Regions from separate parts of the Homo sapiens genome. Here region 1 is linked to region 2. The links are chromatin contacts, found by Hi-C or POLR2A ChIA-PET in ENCODE. All regions are on one chromosome and are shown on one strand. Each heading gives the region's core, a stretch centred on a gene start or an enhancer-like site at or near the end of the contact. The rest is flanking DNA. Distances are from core to core; before and after follow the strand shown.

Region 1 (6,578 bases), core at 2,813-5,312, 130 kb before region 2:
TTCGTTTTCAAGTAGTTAAATAAGTTATATGACAAAGGAGTGAATTTAATGTGGAGCTGTTGATTTTTTTTTTTTAAAAAGAAGCATGATAGCTATTAAAGTTACAGCTTTTCTAAAACTGTTGACATTTCTATGGAGAATGAAGGGAAGCAATTGTGTAATAATGTATAATAGTTTTTTTTTAGCATGACCTTATCTTTTAGCAATTTAAATCATTGCTTTAAAAATGTATTTTGTAATTTGGTTAGAAGATTTTAAATATGATGGTGTAAAATTGTTACTGTGTTGGCATTGAAGTAACATGTCAAGTACCCTTGTTACCTGTGTCTATTAAACATGCATTTCAAAATATTGTCCTCTTTAAGTAGAGCCCGACTTCTCTTAGTGTTTGTGCACACCTGTGTATCTCCCCCAGGAGTTTCAGCTTATGTTAAAGTGTCTCAGGTAGCTAATGACTGAAAAAGTACTGTGAATTCTATTTAGTAAGAAATTTCAGAACTGCTCCTATAGCCTGCTGGCAGAAGTAAACAATTATGTAAGGCAAGTGGGGGGAAACCTGAAATTTTGTTGGTCTCAAGTCTTACCCTATTGTTTGAGCCTCAAAAAAAAATTTACTGAATCAACTTACCATGTTGCTAAATAATGCAATGATTGTATTGCTCGTGTTTTAAGGAGAAGAGAGGTATAAACCGCATTCTTGGCCTCAGAATTCCATAGAAAAACACTTGTGCCAAGGTTACCTGCCTGTAAAGACCCAAGATTATATCCCATGTTTGATAATTTAATGTTTGGAACATAGTAAGCACAGATTTATGGTCTATTAACATTTAGGTATCACCAGCTATTTATCTTTTATTTTCTTGCTAGCTGCGTATACAACTGTGAAAGCTTAAGGCACTGTAGATTGCCATTGGGTCAGTCCTTAAAATTAATATTCCTGAGATTGCATTAAAGGAAAGAAAATATTAAAATATGTTTATGCTATATTCATAGAAGCTTACACATGGAAACAGAAATACATGCAACACATATAAATCTTTTTGTTTACATATGCAGCTTTTCTTCCAGCCATGATAAGGTGCCCTAGAAACATTCACTAGTCTTTGTAACACCCCAGAGGGTAAGTAGCAAGAATTCTTATCTTCATATTGCAGGTGAAATACCTAGGTAGGGGCAGATTAAATGACTTAGCCAGGTCACTCTCTAAGTCAGTTATGAAGCTAGAAATAAAACTCCAGGATCTTGACTTTTGGTTCCTACACAAGTATCAGACCCATCAGTATTTGTGCTTCTTCTCCTCACTTGAAAAGTAACCATTGATGTAAATCCTGTCCCTGTTAAGGAAATCTTGCTGTGTGGCACTAGCACACATGATACTGAGTCCCCGATGGGCAGTTAAGAGGGTACTCTGCTGTTGCAGTGAACAAGCTCAGGTAGCAAAAGGATATTGTTAAGCCAGTTTCTTGCAGACCAGGCCCTATGAAGAACATTATCAGAAGTTTCCATAACTTCAGAGAAAGTATTTTCATCTACTTTCTTACATTAGTTTCTCTTGAATAATTTCAGATTGCCCCTAGTGTTGGAATCAATCTTCTGAAAGGCTTGGTCCCTGTCCTCAGGAAGTGTATGTCCTACACAAATTAAGACCCGCTTAATCATAAACAAAGTAAGCATTAACATTAGTCTAGCCCTTCTGCACATATTCTCTTCCTCTCTCTTTGATCTTATTTTCTAATTTCTGGCTAATTTGATTAGTCTTGAACACCAGCGAGTGGCCAGAACCCTCAGCATTTCTCTTCCACAATGGCAGGCTGTAAACAGACTCTCAGACCCTCATTTGCGTGCTTGTCTGTCCATCAGCAGGAGCTAGGATCAAATCACGTCCAGTCTCTGCTTCCTCCTCCCCAGGTTGGCACACGAGGGGCTGATGGCTCACGTCACAAAGGTACTCTGTGTTCTGTTGCCTTTTTTCTGTGGAATAACTCCTTCTGGTATGACTTCACTTTTCTGTTAGTGAGCACTTTCCCCCATAAATATGCCTGAACAGGTGTTACTCTGCTGCTAACTGAGTTTCCAGCTGTCCTCCTCCAACACAGACCCAGCAAAATCTGTTGTTTCGTCCTTTTAGGCAGACTAGAGAAGCGCCTAGCCTGAGATGGAGGTCTTCCTTGCAGGATATGGCCGTTCTGCTGCCAGAAGATGGTCCGGAAAGCCTGGCTGGCTAACAAAGACAGGCCTTCAGCGGCTGGGTGTAGTTCCAGTTCTGCATCCCCTTTGGCAGAAACACAGAGGCTGCTGCAGTGTGGCCAGCCAGCGAAATTAGGAAATAAGGACCTCTTTTATTTACTCAGGCTGCTGAATCATGGGCATTCCTGTCTGCTTGGAGAAAAGTCAGGCGGCTCTACTTTCCACTGAAAGTCTCAGGAGTGTTGGAGACTTTCATCTCGGAGTGTTCACACACTTGTTTTAATGTGCTTTATGGAAATGGTGAAACTCAGCAAGTACAGTTGCTGTAGAAAAACATCTGCACTAACCATGCACACACATTTGCATCTTTAAATAGACTTTTTAGGCCACAGAGCTGGTTTCTAGCAAAGCTTTTTCGGCAGTAAGAGCTACAGCTCTCGGAGAGTCAGCTCAAGTGAAGAGACTGGTTTCAAAAATTAAAATTTAACATGGACATGTTAAGTACTTCACATTGAAATGCAGAAAACTTGCCATCACCCAGAAAGACAGTCCCTGTAAGTAGCACTTAGTGCCAAAGGGAAAAAAAGTTAAAGTTGATTCAGGAACCTGAGTTGAAAGAATCTTCTACAGTTTCTTCCACGTGTAAAAAGAAATTGACATCGTTTAAACCTATATTCACCATTTAAGCTTAGTTTGCACTGTGGCTGCCAAAAAGCCTAAGTTAATGGGGATGGATAACTCTCAAAGTCTTAGGTAGACCTCAGAGTATGTTGGCGGGGAGACCATCACCACAAAAGTCTTGGAGGAGTCTGATACCTGAAGAGTGTGGACCAACCCGCTTGGAGTAGTGAGTCCCTGTGTGTTCTTTGGAGAACACAATCCATTTACAGTACTGGCAAATGAGAGTTTTTACATTTTATATTTTAAAACAGAAATCAGCCTTTCAGGGATGCTTTATTTATTTTTCTATAAGTATTATTCCTTGCTCAAACTATTTACTTCTGCTCAATCCCCACGCCTTATGACTTCTAGAGGGGGTGTTGTGTAATTTCCTTTACAAAGACAAGTAATGGGGACTGGAGAGAAGAAAGAAAAGGTTTCTGCTCTCTTGAATCCTGGTTAAAACCTTGATCCTAACCTTCAGCTCACTTGACGTGTCACTGAAATTTACAAGCTTAAGAGAACAGTTATATAATAGATATAGTCAGGCATGGACCACAGACAAGAACCTGAATTAAGCCTGGTGTTAGGGATTGCATAATTTTTATAATGGTCCATTGCTCTATAATTCTTTATGTATTTGTAAAAAATATATCATACCTGGACACAATCTGCAATTTAATTATAAATTCACTTGCTCAATTTTCAAGCTCAATAGTTACATCCTTCTAGGCTGGATGCATTACAAATTCTGATTCACTGTTTTCCCCAAATGTATAAATGAGAAGATGTGTTTGAAAATATTTTTTAAATGAAATAGCAGGATTTAAGCCTAAAAGATAAATGTGAAATGTGGTAGATTTTACCTAGAATGTTGAGTACATTTAATAGATGGCCTTTTTTTTCAATTAGGGTAAATATTTGAAACCTTGATTTGTTTCAGGTATATTAGCTTTAGGTGACAACACTTTTTTAAGGGGAAAACTAGATCATTATTGAGTTTTTTTGCTTTTAGTTAAATTTTTTTTTTTGTATGTTGAGTGGTGAGTTGAGTTTATCTGCATATGTTCCTGGTGTATTCACTTTAAGTATAAATCACATCCACATCCATCAGACCCTTTCTTATGCTGGAAACATGTTGGGTTATAGAGTCCTATAAATGAGGATGCAAAATCATGCGGTTTTCAACTTGTATGGCGAAGCTTTGTTGCAGTGGGCAAGGATCCAGGAATGGTGTTTGGTTGTTTTCTCAGAGTGAGAGGGTTGCCATCTGGCATTGATAGTGAGATGGTGTTGTCATCAGTTTCTAGATGCAGGAAAGGAATGATCCTCATCTGTTTCCTGTGGATAAGGAAGAGGCTGACAATCTAGTAAAATCTTGTTACCTTAAAGAAAGCAGACATGGAATTCGTTTACATAATGCTCACCAGTTTCTACTTTTATATTAATCATTTAGCTTGCTAGTGAACTTCAGCTTTGAAGAATTTAAAAACTTATTTGAACATACTCTAATTGAATACCATTAGAATATTCTAATAATGCTCTAACTGAGCCTCTTATTCTAACTGAAACACTATCCCCACCAGCTCCACTCCATGGTCTTTACTTGTGTGTTTTTTTGAAAAATCGTGCTCCTTTGGAGAGTGGAAAGCTTTTAAAGTTTCTTCTGATCTTGAATAATAGGTTATGAAAAGCAAAAAAGAGGTTTCACAACCTGCTTTGAGATGGTCTTATTTTCCACTTGGATATCAAGAAAGCAACAGAAATAACAGTGCACGTTTGCTAAGAACATAGTTTTTAAAATCACCTAATATAAGGTAACATTCCTTTATGGATAACTTGCTAAGTTTATATCTGGCTCTCAGTCTTGTTTGTCTTCTTTTTGTCACTCATAAATCTTTCAGCATTTACCATAATCATTTATCACTTTTCCTGTTTCCAGTTTTTCACAAGTTGCTTTGTCTCTGCTCACCTCAAAGTGCAGGTCCTGTTTAGCTAAGGAAGTTCAGGCTGCTGAAGCTTTTGCAAAAGGAAGATATGGTGGGCCACCTCTTGAACTTTCCAAACAAAATACACTATTAAAATCTGGCCCTTGTGAAACTCTCATTTTTTCTTGATCCTAGCTGATCCTAGCTACATGTAATATCTAGCAGTACCCTTCTAACATTTAATAATCCATTTTCTGGCCTATGGAATTCGAATTTCAGTTATTGAAGAAATCCTGGTTATCTTTCATTACACAAGACATAATTATTATTGTGTTTTCTGTCTTCTTTCATGTGCTTACTTTTTAATATTTTTTTGCTGAAAGCAATAAGGTCTGTATCAATAAGAACCCCGTAACAGATTTTGGTCTGCAGAATTGCCTTTTTATATAAAAACAAGCAAAATGCAGAGGGAATTTTTTATTAAATATTAGACATCTGGGTTGACTGCATTAATTTTAAATCATTCCCGTAATATTTCCTCTTTTCATTTGGTTCTTCAGATGCTCACATAATATGCAAATCATTTTAGAAGGAATACAAAAGAAACATTAAATATATTAAAATCTGCATTTTAATAAAATTGTCAATGTGTAATATATACCTTGCTTCTAAGGAAGAATGATAAAAAGTAATAAAAGGGTAATTTAGACATAGAACTATTTAATATCCTCTTATATTTTACAACTCAACAAAAAGTAAATGCAGAATAACTGCTTTGGGCTCAGATTTGAAAATGTCTCACTCAAATATTCTCTCTTTTCATTTTGTTTTTTCTTGAAAGATTCAAGAGGGCCCAACTCTGCGTGCTGGTTGAAATGCTACGGTAAACTCACTCTTGAATCTCAACATGTCAGATGAAATTTGTCATTGCTTCTTGTTGCAGATGGAGTGGATGTTGAAGATGATCCGACTTGCTCTTGGCCAGCTTCCTCACCTTCTAGCAAGGATCAGACTTCCCCTAGCCATGGAGAAGGTTGCGATTTTGGAGAGGAAGAAGGTGGCCCTGGGCTTCCATACCCGTGTCAATTCTGTGACAAGTCGTTTAGCCGCCTCAGCTACCTAAAGCACCATGAGCAGAGTCACAGTGACAAACTGCCTTTCAAATGCACCTACTGCAGTAGGCTGTTCAAACACAAGCGCAGCCGAGATCGCCACATAAAACTCCACACCGGGGACAAGAAGTACCACTGCAGTGAATGTGATGCTGCGTTTTCCAGAAGTGATCACTTGAAGATCCACTTAAAGACTCACACGTCCAACAAGCCATATAAATGTGCCATTTGTCGCCGTGGGTTTCTGTCCTCTAGTTCCTTACACGGACACATGCAGGTTCATGAGAGGAACAAGGACGGCTCTCAGTCCGGTTCCAGGATGGAGGACTGGAAGATGAAGGACACTCAGAAGTGCAGTCAGTGTGAGGAAGGCTTTGACTTCCCGGAAGACCTCCAAAAACACATTGCAGAGTGCCACCCCGAATGCTCCCCAAATGAGGACCGAGCGGCCCTCCAGTGTGTCTACTGCCACGAGCTCTTCGTAGAGGAGACCTCCCTCATGAACCACATGGAGCAGGTGCATAGCGGGGAGAAGAAGAACTCATGCAGCATTTGTTCTGAGAGTTTCCACACAGTTGAGGAACTGTACAGCCACATGGACAGTCACCAGCAACCGGAGTCATGCAATCACAGCAACAGCCCTTCCCTGGTCACGGTGGGCTATACCTCCGTGTCCAGTACGACTCCAGAT
Region 2 (6,539 bases), core at 578-3,077:
AAAACAGACAAATACCCTTGCCCTCCTGGAACTTGCACTGTAGCAAGAATAGGTGAATAACCCCAAACTGAGTTCTCAACACTCTTATGGCATTGAGATGGTCAGAGCTGCCACACACCACTCTTTGTAGGCAAGGCAAAAACTGAAATGCGTTGCTGAATTGGAAACACTGCTGTCTTCAATCATTCCATTCATCTAGTCTGTTATGTGAAATGGAAACAAATGTTTTATACTTGTATTTGCGTGCTCACAAACTTTCTTTCAAGTCAGAGAACAGAACAGCACTAAAGATTAGGTGACAAAAATTTTTTGAAAGAAAAAATGTACTCTCCTGTATTCAAGTGGGTATAAATGAGGGGGAGAATTGACTGTTCAAGTAAACTGGATCCTTTTCAGTGCAACACAGTGGCACTGTGTTAACAACATCCAAGTTGTTTAAAAGCAACTCCAATATCTAATCAAACCTGGAGGACATACATCAGACTTAGTTGGTCTCAGTCCTCACTCCCGTCCTTATCCCTGCCCTTGCCTTTTCCAGAATATTTGCTAAGAAATATCCACTACTTTCTTCTTTTCTTGGCTAACAATTTTTTTCTTGGGATGGGGAGAGGAAGAATCAAAGTGATTTTATCAGTGCCCTTCCAAAACTGGTGTTTGCAGTTTTTTTTTAATAAAAAAAAAATGAGGGCAAAGTTTTACCTTTAAAGCTATTTGTAGGCACCATGTTTTCTCTGAGACTTCAACCATGGGGTCCATGTTTAGATTCAGAATGTGAAGAAGAAAAGAAGGAACTAGAGGAGCTAATGTACTGGCCAGGTTTGAAAAACATTGTAGTCTGTGTGCTTATCCCCATTCCCTACTTGTGCCAAAATACCACTGCTGAGTCCCCTCAGTTGAAGGAAAGCCACCTTTTTGGTGGGCTGTTTGTTTTACTGTTTATTGTTTGAACAACATTCCAATGTTTTCTCCTACATGAGAATATTCTAATAAGTACTTCACACAACCTATAATAATAGCCAAGGAATTGGACGATATTGCATCTCAGAGCATCTAAAATCCCACTGCCTGCCTCTCCTCTCCCTACCCACCTGGACCTCCTGCTAGTTTCCAAGCTGCTGATGTTTATGGGGCTCTAGGCAGCCCCCGGGCTCTTTAAAATCTGCTGGGTACCATGCAGCCTACCCCAGTTGAATCATTTCCTGCTCCAGCCCTGCTGATAATGAGAAGTTCAAGGCAGGAAATAACAGTGGCAATATCAGTGGCTTTGCTTATAAAGTCCAAAAGCATTGTAGCCTTTAGACCATTGGCTAAAAACAGCCAGTAACTAAGTTAAGGTAAGCTTGCACCTGTAGATCTCCTGGAAGTGAGATTCTGACTGAGGCACACAGGATGTGTATCCTGCGGCTCTTGAGATACCTAAGGGTTAGGCACTTTGTGCACACAGTCAGGGTCCAGGAACCTGGAGCTCATTTCCTCATGTCCCAGTGTCCTTTTCCTCTTATTGTAAGAGTCTCATGCCTGTGTCTTCTGTTCCTCTCTCATGTGGCGTAGAAATACTGACAGTGCCAGACACTCCCATATTGCCAGTGACAAAACTCCTAGAAGGTGCTAGCGTCGGTCTTCAGGCTGCATTCATTTTCATGGCAACTCGTTCAAAAAAAATAAGGGCAGAACTTTTTAACTGGTATGAGAAAAAACGTTCCCACAATATGCAATTCTCTCAAATTCTGCCTTACTTTGGGGGCTTAATGACTAATCTACCGGCAGACTTTGAAGCCTAAGTCATATTCTCCATTGCCAAATTAGCACCACAGTGTGTTTATGTTACAGTCATGAAACATGTGCTGTATATAATACAACAAATTATCGTGGCTGAGTGCTATGGCCCTGGAAAGAATGTGATGGCTGTGTGCATGGCAAATTATACTGCAGTCTGCCTATTTTTCTACTCCTGGTTTCTAGGGCGAGCCAATGTAGCCGAGGGGTGAGTTTTGTCATGTATGGCTTTTCTTTGTTACTCCTCGGACCCCTAGCTTATAAATGTGTGCTTGGAAATTAACTCAAGGAAGAGGAGAAGCAAAGTAAAGGGTGGGAGGTTGGGAATTGGGTTAGGGCATAGTTTTCTTAGATTTAAAAATATATATGAGGATACAGTGGTAACACACATTCGAACTGGATAAGTTACAACTGTAGGGCATTTGATTCCTCTGTTTGGATTCTGAGGGCAGAGTTTACTCCCACTCAGATCAGAGCTTTTAAGTATGGCCCCGGCCACATGGTGATATAGCAGGAGGGGTTTCTATCTGTGGACTTTAGCCTATAGATTTATGCAGTGGAAGAGGCTGGAGGACCCTTCTGGCCAGTCTTGAGGGTAAAAGGGAGAAGGAGTTCTACTTATAAACTGTTACAAATTGGCCCTCAGTAATGGCTGTAGCGTTGATCAGACGATATAAGGGGGCCCCCAGTGATTCCTGGGATAACAGCAGCATGTAAGTCAGCCACTGAACATTTGCTTGTAGCCACTCTAGATTTTTGTTTTTATTGAAGGAAAAGGAGTATAAACATGGGACACACAGTCTGGAGGCTGCTTAAAGGGTTTCTCTTGTTTAAAGCTTATATTGAAATGTCAGTGTCTTGTGTTAAACTACCAATTGCCACCTTGGAGCTCATAATTTAAACCTGTGCTTGAGCATCCAAATGGTAACTAATATTTCTCCTGTTATAAAACAGGCTAATAAATAGTTATGTAGGTCCAGGTTTTATAAATTGGAGGTATAGAAGTTGTCATTCATCTTTGAACTGGCTTTAGACAAGCAGATGGTTTTCTTAGAGCACAAAATTTTGTAAGTGATTAGCACGTTTCCTACTAAGTCAGTGAGGTTGTAGTCCAATTATGTATGCAGACGCTTTCCTTTGAAACATTTAATATTGGAGTAAATATTTACATTAGCATCAGTCTCTTTTATGTAGACTTGATTCCTGTTTACATTTATGTTCACAGTTAAATGAAGATTAACAAATGGAAATAATTATTTTAGATGAAATTTCTATACATGTGAAATGATTTCTTAATTATACTCAAAGCAGCTTTGGTCATGCCTTTCCAGTGGGTGACCAAGACAGGAAGTTGCTGGCTTCCAGCATGGTCTCAATGGTAAAGGCCCCACTCTGACACTGGACCCCCATTGCTAGGCACATATACCTCCCTCAGTATCCAACAGAGAGGGGTATTCTGTGTGTTCTGGAAAGATACAGGCTCATACAGAAAGCTCCATGTTTGCTCATATAGCTAAATTGCATTCTGATAGTTCTTTCTCCCTTTCCTTGTGCTAATTTTTGTTTTTGTACATACGTGGCTAGAATACTTTTAAGTTTAATTGGGCAAAACTAGAGTTTTTCTAGACTTCATAATATTGCTCATTTCCTATCTAATTTTTTAGCTAGCAAAATTTCAGTGTTGTAATCAGTCTTCATTAATAGGGTTTAGAAAAGGTAGGTTTTTCCCTCTCTCTTTCAATTTCAAAGTACCCTACAAGGCAAATTGTGCTCATTGTAGAAAATCTGGAGAATATAGATAAGCAAAAAGGAGAAGAAAAATCTAGAAGTTTCGTTCGAAGATCCCATCTATAATTCTTAATTAAAAAATAGGGCTGTACTAGCCTATTATATCCTTAATGGAATATTGTAATGGTTATTAAATCAATTGACTCTGAATCTCTTTTTAATAAATGAGTCAGGCTGTATTATCCAATTACTGTCAGCTGCTACCTTTCCAGAGAGCAGAATTGGTTATTTTGATTGAATTTTTTAAGCTTTTTGGCACCTTTAGGAAGAGGAGGAGGAAAGACACAATTCAGGTTATGCTTTGTGGGCAAAATCCTGAATAGAGGTGCTGATAGTATCCCATCAAGAACATTGGCTTTAAAAATAAAACAGCAGTTACATTTACTGTTCTTTACTACCTTATACCAGATAGGGGAAAGAAAGGAGAGTTTTGAAAAGAGATGGGGTTTAACTCAGCCAGATCCCCCCCACCCAATTCTAAGGGTTTTCAAGAATTCTTTGAAAAGTCAGACATGGCTCTCAGCCATACAAAGGTAAATATGGAATTAGAAGAGAAGAGTTAAAGACTCTGAATAAGGATAAACTTTTGAAATTCTTACTATAAATAAGTTTCATTTTCTTTTACTACCTGTGCTGCCCTCAATTAAAAAAAAATACAAAATGAATTATATTAACCAGTTGTTAGAATGTTTTGTGTTACTATCTCTCTTTCTCATTATACATTTGACCTTGAGGTAATAAGCAAGTGTGAAGATGGGGGAAGGGAGTAGGGAAATGAACAAAGGTGAGAGAAAAGGAGGGACTCTAAATGTCCACCTAAGAGCTTATTGGCTTTTGCTCATCTTATAATGTGCTGTGTAACAATTCATATATATTTTCTCTCCTATGGAAATAACTAGGAGATCAGTAACTAGGAAAGACCTCACAGTGTAACTTAAAAATAAAAGGCAGGTAGAACTTCCAACTTTTTTTTTAACATTATAACGTGCTTTTAAGCTGTAAAAAGAGTTCTGAAAATGGTAGATGTGATTGTTATCATTGCTGTCACTTAGCGCTTTCACAAATAAAAGATAGAATATGTAGAAAATAAGTCTTCCCTAATAATGCATAAATACCTTTATGCCTGTGTGTCACCTTTTTATGAATTCACTTGACTGAATTTGGATTATTTAACATTTTGGGATGCAACTTCTCTTTTCTTTGGGTAAGAAATACATAAAAATGAATGAGTACATTTTCCCTGCACTCATACACATATGTCTTATTTATTTTTCCTTCTCTTATTTTTCCAAACAAAATACTCATAGTCAAGAAAGATAATATTACATTACAGAACATCCTAATGTGCATAATTCACTTTATGCTCATGTGACAGTCAATTGTTATCCCCAGGAAAACCTGCCAGATCTATTACATCACACCTATTGCAAGTTTTAAAATTCTGGAACAAGTGTATATCAGTTCATATCCATAGGCCATCTCTTGGTTCTTGTGCAAAGCACACATAATTTTAAAAGGAGATGAAAACCCGTAGTAACCTTCTTACTATTCAAAATAAAGGTATGTAGCATTAAGGAAATAGAGAACTTTTAAAGTTAGCAAGTATTTTTCTGAAGATGCACTTGCCAATCCAATTTCTTACAATAAATAGTGTTTTTTATATTTCTTAATGTCTAAAATCTGGAAATTTTTTGGTGACTTCAGGATTTTAAAAAAAGGAAACAGATGAAAAAACCCTTGATCTTATATAATCCCTAAAGCTTTTTGTATAACCCCTTGTCATGTCAGTATGCACAATTAAACTCCCTCTTACATAATTATAATCAAGGAATTTACTGTGCCACCCAGATACAGAGTAGGTTTTTATCTCTTGTGAAATGTAGACAGTACTGGGTGGCTTAATTAGTGCTTTGCTTCTCTTTTTACAAATTCCAATCCTCTGCTTCTAAAGACTCATACTTGTATGGGAAGAAAGATTAGGAATACAAATAGAGTGATTTTACTCACAGTTAGCTAATAATTACTCACTTTGTAATTGGGACGTGGTATTACCAGTAATATCAGCTGGCAGAGGACTTACACATGCATGTTGTCTTTGAATGAAAGAAAATAACTGCAGTGTAGACTTGTTACCCTTGTAGTGTGACGGTGTCTTTCATTCCCTAGACCTAGAATGTCTTAGTAGCATTTTTTAATCATTGCTAATAGGAGAATATAAAAGTGTAATGTGATAACAAGCCAGGTTAAAGTGCAGCCTCTACCCTTTAGTAAGTAGTCTTGGAAGTAGTGGGTGTGTGCTCCACCATATCTATTAAGATATGTCCCCTGAGGCCAGAGTGCCCAGGTTTGAATCTAGACTGCCTGCGTTCAAGTTCTGGCTCTTCCAATTATGAGTGCTTGTGACTCAGAGCAAAGTTACTTAAACTCTCTGCGCCTCATTTTTCTCATCTGTAAAATGAGACTAATAGTAGTTTTTCTCATAGGGTTTTAGTGCAATTAAATGAATTTGTGTCTCTGAGCAGTTCTGAAACACAGCAAACACTAAATCAGTGTCAGCTAGGCTGCTAGCTCTAGTGCCCCTGGTTTTTTATACCTTACAATTGCACAATGAAATAAGTTAGGATAATCCTTACATTTTAAACTTCAATTTTAAATTTTAATTTTAAATGTTTAAAATCCATAAATGTTTAAAATAACAGTGTCTATGTATAACACAAACTCTCCACTTTATATAGCAATGTTATGACATCAAAATATTTTTCTGCCCCCTCATTCTTAAGATATCCAAGAAAAATTCAGGGCTAGTCAAGTGAGCCTGGAGGTCACAAAAGTGCTTTGGAGAAACAGAAGCAGAGTCTGGTTCTGGGGGTAAAATTGAAACTGTCTTCCAGAGTTAAGGGAGAGATGAACTAGGAAGAATATGGGAGACTGGAGGTGCGAAGCAGAGAAAAGGGCATTTGTAAGAGACTGTCCTA

What was found. Hi-C counts contacts between places; a loop is a spot of excess contacts on that map. ChIA-PET counts read pairs that join two places held with the same protein, here RNA polymerase II (POLR2A).
Region 1: a loop to region 2 is called in a map of endothelial cell of umbilical vein, with 2.4 times the contacts of the local background. The contact joins two enhancer-like sites. A Hi-C loop is called at or near these places in 1 of 168 maps with a recorded cell type or tissue (endothelial cell of umbilical vein) and 1 of 37 single-sample maps with no recorded cell type. POLR2A ChIA-PET finds 5 or more read pairs at or near these places in 1 of 52 experiments (WTC11).

What each region holds. Positions count from the first base shown.
Region 1 is chr18:25,226,838-25,233,415 of GRCh38, reverse strand. It overlaps ZNF521 (zinc finger protein 521), which reads left to right. Exons shown (of 8, transcript NM_015461.3): 4 at 5,719-6,578. Among named protein-coding and RNA genes, the nearest start is that of ZNF521, 120 kb to the left of the region's middle. RefSeq lists enhancers at 2,355-2,474, 3,396-5,046. Within about 2 kb of position 4,062, at least 3 of the 41 ENCODE cell types and tissues checked have a DNase peak (open chromatin) inside an H3K27ac peak, as active enhancers do; they include endothelial cell of umbilical vein, where a contact is called at or near this core.
Region 2 is chr18:25,092,584-25,099,122 of GRCh38, reverse strand. All of the region lies in intron 5 of ZNF521 (zinc finger protein 521), which reads left to right. Among named protein-coding and RNA genes, the nearest start is that of LINC01894, 110 kb to the right of the region's middle. Within about 2 kb of position 1,827, at least 2 of the 41 ENCODE cell types and tissues checked have a DNase peak (open chromatin) inside an H3K27ac peak, as active enhancers do; they include endothelial cell of umbilical vein, where a contact is called at or near this core.